Regions from separate parts of the Homo sapiens genome. Here region 1 is linked to region 2. Evidence: chromatin contacts called from ENCODE Hi-C or POLR2A ChIA-PET data. All regions are on one chromosome and are shown on one strand. The core of a region is the stretch at or near the end of the contact, and the rest is flanking DNA. Distances in the headings are between cores, read along the strand shown. Region 1 overlaps LOC105371908 (a long non-coding RNA gene). Region 2 has its middle 130 kb from the start of LINC01987.

Region 1 (2,700 bases), core at 75-2,574, 190 kb after region 2:
GCATTTAGCCCAACCTAAGGATTTGAAAATGTACCTGCCGGACATGGAGAAACTGGCACCTTGGGTGTTTTAAAGGACAAATTGTAGGTACACAGGAAAAGAGAAGTGGGAGGGGCATAGAGGCAGGATATTGTAGAAGTAAGTGCTGATGAATGTGGGAGGGTCAACTGTGGGCAGTCTGTAGTGCAGGTGACGGTGGACTATACAGGCTAAGGCAGGGAGCGGCAGGAGACAAGGCCGGGAGAGTCACTGGGGTCTGGGGAAGGTCAGAAGGAGCCTTGAATGGCATACTCAGGATTCGATCTCCCTCCAATAGGCAAAGGGTGCCACCAAAGGGCTCTGAGCTGGGTGAGCGGCTTTGATTTAGAGTTTCCAGAAATGGCTCCGGCATCAGGGCATGAAGGAGGATTAACACCAAAGGCACAAAGTTTGGGACCTGAACTAGGACATTGGTATTAGGAAGAGAAAAGAGACAAATATCTAAGAAATATTTAAAAGATGTAACTGGCCAGACCAGGCATCAGAGTCAACATGGTGGGCAAGGAAGAGCTGCCATTGTGTGTCTCCCGGATATGGGCTCTGATCTCCAGGTCAGAGAAAACTGCAGGCTGGCCTCAGTAGATCCCAGAGGCAGAAGCGACATCCACCAAGCCTGCCTCACTGGGCTGGAGCAGCCTGGCATCTGTGCACCAGCCTCCTGCTGACCTCTCACCGGCTGTCAGGACAGCCCAGGGCAGAGAGGTGACATCCAGGCTACCCGAGGCAGCAGGTCAAACCCAGCTAAGTAACTAAATAAAGATATGATTGTAATGATGATTAAATATGAAGCACCTCATTAATTTCATGTGAGAGGTGGGGAAAACACAAGATAGCCCTTCCTCGAAACTCATTGTTTGCCTGGCCCTGAGACATCCCCACGCGATGTCTTGTTGGGTCTAATTTAAGTATGTACATTTAATGGTTCAGTAAGTAAAATTGCCTTTATTGTTTGGAATGGTTTTTGCAATAATTTATGGGCTTGGCTGGTTCATTTGACGGGTCCCTATGATGGAGTACGTGTCGGCCCTGAAGCGGGTATTTATATAAAGCACTCAGGGAGAATTCAGCCCTGCGGCCCTGAACATCATATTCCCAGGCAGCAAGGGAGACTGGTGGAGGCCACCCTGACCCGGGAGAGGCAGCTGCATACACCCAGGACCGCTGCAGCTTTGGGCACCCTGGAGGGTTGAGGGGCAGGAGCCCAGTGAGCCTAAACCCTTTATTCTTTGGTTCTGAAGTGCCCTGGCAGTGCAACTTGGCACACAGAAACTGGAAAGAATGAGAAGCACTCGGAATGGGCAAAAACCTAGATGTTTTCCCACCCACTTGCCCTGGCCGCCAAGGCCTGAGTCATCCATCACCCACTTTCTGACCCAGCCTGCATCTTGGTCCTCCTCCTTGGATTCTGGGAGGAGAGGGGAGGTTTCCATTGCTAGCCCCAACCCTGGCAAACACTCCACACCCATGCCTGCTGGGGGCAGCTGGGGACAGCTGGGAATGGGGAAACTCATCCACAGAGAATAAAGGGCCAGCAAGTGATGAGTGGACATGACCAGCAAATGGGCCAGGCCCAGGAATGGATCCTGACCCAGTCTGAGGAGGGGCCAGGGCCGGGGCAGGGGCCAGCTGGAGGACCAGAGGGAGGGTCCAGATGGGACCCAGGGTGTCCATCTCACTGGGGACGAGGCAAACGCAGCTACCATGAGAAGATGGAGGTCTGGGAGGCAGGGCCCCGAGGCTCTTCCACACATGATGGATTTACTAGGTGGGGGGATAGAGTAGGTTGTAGCAGAAATTTGATCCTCTTTCATTTTGCCCTGGGGTAACTGGTGAACAGTCTTGAGCTCCTGCCAGCTGGAGCCAAAGAGGGGGAGCTCAGGGACGGCAGGTCGTTTTATGCCGTTGATCAATTCCTTGACCCTGCCCCTCCATTCTTTTTCCATCTCCTCCCCCTGTACTTTTGAGCCCTCCTCACTCTTGAAAAAAAAAAAAAGCCAGTACTGGAAATTAAAATTGGGTAGACAGAGAACCATTTACCGCTTTGATTACCTAACTTCTTTCTTGAGCCGATGGTAAACTAGCCCAAGTTTAAAATATCCCACCTTTGGGCCTGGAGCTGTGGCTCCCACCTTGGGAGGCCAAGGCAGGCAGATCATTTGAGATCAGGAGTTTGAGACCAGGCTAACCAACGTGGTGAAACCCCATCTCTACTAAAAATACAAAAATTAGCCGGGTGTGGTGACCCATTCCTGTAATCCCAGCTACTCAGGAGGCTAAGGCAGGAGAATCACTTGAGCCCGGGAGGTGGAGGTTGCAGTGAGCCGAGATCACGCCACAGCACTCCAGCCCAGGTGACAGAGTGAGACTCCATCTCAAAAAAAAAAATCAAATAAAAAAATAAAACATCCCACCTTTAAAGGGCACAGACATTTTTAATCTGGTCTCAATGATGCTGCTACTGGCACACAGCAAATGGGTGGTGCCTCCAGAGGGAAGGACGGCAAGTGTGGTCCGGGAGCTGATAAGATGCCTCCCTCCCTGCACTCAGCTCCGGCCAGCAGCCTCCTTATTCTGGGAGGGGGCTTCTGTGGACTCCACTGAGCCCCCCACACTCTGTCCATGTTCAGGTTCACCGACAGCATCAGGTTCCATTCCTCCCTC
Region 2 (2,700 bases), core at 90-2,589:
AGCTCCCAGCCACTGTCCTTCCTCCCCAGGAACCTTCCGCTGTGTTTTTTGCAAAGTCAGGCTCTCCTAACTCTCTCTCACACCCCTTCCTGTTCAGGCTCCAACTTTCTCTGCCCAGAAGCCCTTGCTGGCATTGGTGCCTGTGCCAAGCTTGCTCAGTGGGAGGTGGGTTCACAGCCTCTCACCTCCTTCCCTGCTCGCTGTCCACAGGACTGTCCAAGTAAAGGTTCCCCTCAACACCACCCCTTCCCTCAACCCCGTCCCAGGTCACCACTCAGAATGACAGCGCTAACCCTTTCTACCCTGCTCAAATCCCAACCCTCACCTTCTGGGGCTGCCCCTGCCTGCCCAGATCACCTTCTTGCTGAGAAAATGGAAGCGTTAAACTCTCAATCCTCTTCAAAGCTCATTAGCCAGAGAAAGCTACACATCAAATTGATTTTAATTCTCCGGGTTCTGGCTAACGCAATGACTTCAGGCCACAGGCGGGGAGGGCAGGGTTATTTTTTTGAGGCTTGCTGGTGTCTCTCTGCCCTTTCCTTCTGGCTGGCTCATGATTCTTGCAATGTGACAAGCTCTGCGCAGTCCCAGGGCCAGGACGCAGGGCGAGCCTTGTGCTCCCCAGGGGCAGGATGGGGGCGGAGGGATGGAGGAGGTGCTGAGCCCACAGCAGTCTCCCTTCCCAGGGCCCTACCCAGAAGCTGTCCCGCCACTCATAAAGAGCCTGAAAGATGGAAAGGATCTCTCTCTTATTCTTGTAATATACTTTGCCCAGAATTCATGATGAAATACATTTTCTCCAGAACGTTTTATGCAGTTAATGGTGTAAAATCAAACCGACTGTTGTCAGACCATTCTCAGTGCCTCCCCTAACCCCAGTATTTGTGCTGAAGATGGTGGGAACTCAATTTGCCCTTCCAGAATATCGCAGAGCCTGGCCCCAGCCTGAGCAATGGCAGCTCTCCAGGAGCCTGAGGTCTGAATCTGCCTGGTACAGCATCCTGGAGAGCACGTGCAGACACAGAAGTACTGTGTGCCCTGTGAAATAGTGGGCCAGGTAGGCATTCTGTCCCATCTGTCATGTGCTCCCTCTGTGTGGCTGCCCTGGAGGTTCTGAGGAGGCCTGCGGGGAGGCCCTAGGTTGTTCCAAACCACCTCTATAAATAGCCAGCTTCAGGAATTCACTGGGAGCCAGGCTGTTTTTATAGGCTTGTATCTTCGTTTTTCCAGTAATCCAGCTGAGTGCTTCTGGACCCGGGCCCCCACCAGGGAACTGACAACCCCACATCTGCCACAGGCAGAAAACTTGTGGGGGTCAAGGGAAGCTCTTTCTCTGCCATTTAAGAAGGAATAGTGGGGGCCGGGGCTGCCAGCCCGCTTGGCTCACAACTTTTGGACTGTCTGGCATTGTGGCCAGCACGTGACTGTGGTTATTTGGGGCAAGCAGGGGTGCCCAAGTCCAGACACATCTCCTCCCAGGCCTGTCCCTCACTGACACATCTGGTAAGCATGCGACGGAGAGAACACTGTGTAACAGGAACCAACGCTGGGCTGTCCCAGGCATCCTTTATGGAGAAAAACTCTTTCTATGGGATCTGAATGCTTCTGCTCTTAAATAATCAGTGTGAATTTCTTCTAAGCAGCCAGTGACTAGCCAACAGTTCGAGTAGGGCAAAGTCAATGATGGACTGGATTTCATTTCTCATCAGTGGCATGAGGGGGGTGAACCAGGGGGTCTCCAGTCCCACTTAGACTCAATTCCATAACCTCAACCAAGCACCTGAGCACGCCGGGCACCTGGGGAACCGAGGGACTTGGTACCAGGAGTGGGGCCCACAGGGCCCTGTGAGCGTGTGGTCAGGGGTGGGGAGAAGCCACGGAGGTCGAGGCAGGGTTGTGCTCGCTCAGAGAACCAGATGGCCAAAAGTCCCAGGAAAGCTGGTCTCTATCCATGCTCAACACAGCTTTTCCTTGTGAAGGGAGAGGGAGGAAAGGGATTACCGGCGCCGGGGAGAAAGAGCCCAGAGCCCCGAGGGAGGTGTGGACAGAGCACTCATGAAGATGAGGAAGAGGAGCTTGAGCGCAGGGACAGTGCACAGCACAGTCTGCATCAGAGGAGATGTCTGGGGTCAGACAGAGACTGAGGGGCCTGCCCCTTGGGGCCCGGTGGCCAGGACTTGGTGCAAAAGCCCCCGCCCCCCACAGCCTCCCTGCTCCGAGCCCCTGGCCTTGTGCATCTCCTGCTCTCCTTCCTGAACTAGCGTTGACCTCACATCGCAGCTGCCCTTCCCTGGCTTCATTTATTCAGGAGAGATCTATGGACTACCGCCATGAGGCACGCTCACTCTCTGTTCAGACCTGACGGCGGATCCCGAGCCACGGACCCTGGCGTTCTCCCCACAGATCAGCTCACCTTCACCCTTTTGATGTTGCCACTTCCAGCTGTTCCAGGGAGATGCCTCCTTGGTCTAGCCCAGCCCCAGGCACACTCTGAACGCAGACCTCAGGCAGCCACCCCAGACCCAGCAGAGGGGACACCAGCATGGGCAGCGCAAGTGGGCCTGACATCAGGAAAGCGACCATCCCTGCCTGTCCCTCCAGGGCTAGAGTCATGACTGTATTTGGGTGTGATTCAGATTCATGTAACAGAGCACAAGTGACATTAAAGGGGAAGAAGAAGTAGATGAAGACATGGCTGAA

What was found. A loop is a pair of places that touch in the nucleus more often than their neighbours do. ChIA-PET counts read pairs that join two places held with the same protein, here RNA polymerase II (POLR2A). Pooled maps may share reads with other maps.
Region 1: a map of aorta shows a loop between it and region 2 (1.9-fold over the local background). The contact joins two enhancer-like sites. A Hi-C loop is called at or near these places in 1 of 168 maps with a recorded cell type or tissue (aorta) and 3 of 50 pooled maps. POLR2A ChIA-PET finds 5 or more read pairs at or near these places in 2 of 52 experiments (CD4-positive, alpha-beta memory T cell and H1).

The regions. Positions count from the first base shown.
Region 1 is chr17:77,795,232-77,797,931 of GRCh38, forward strand. LOC105371908 (a long non-coding RNA gene) reads right to left here. Exons shown (of 4, transcript XR_935001.2): 4 at 2,425-2,700. Among named protein-coding and RNA genes, the nearest start is that of LINC01987, 68 kb to the left of the region's middle. RefSeq lists an enhancer at 1,648-2,147. Within about 2 kb of position 1,325, at least 2 of the 41 ENCODE cell types and tissues checked have a DNase peak (open chromatin) inside an H3K27ac peak, as active enhancers do.
Region 2 is chr17:77,601,157-77,603,856 of GRCh38, forward strand. No RefSeq gene overlaps it. Among named protein-coding and RNA genes, the nearest start is that of LINC01987, 130 kb to the right of the region's middle. Within about 2 kb of position 1,340, at least 16 of the 41 ENCODE cell types and tissues checked have a DNase peak (open chromatin) inside an H3K27ac peak, as active enhancers do.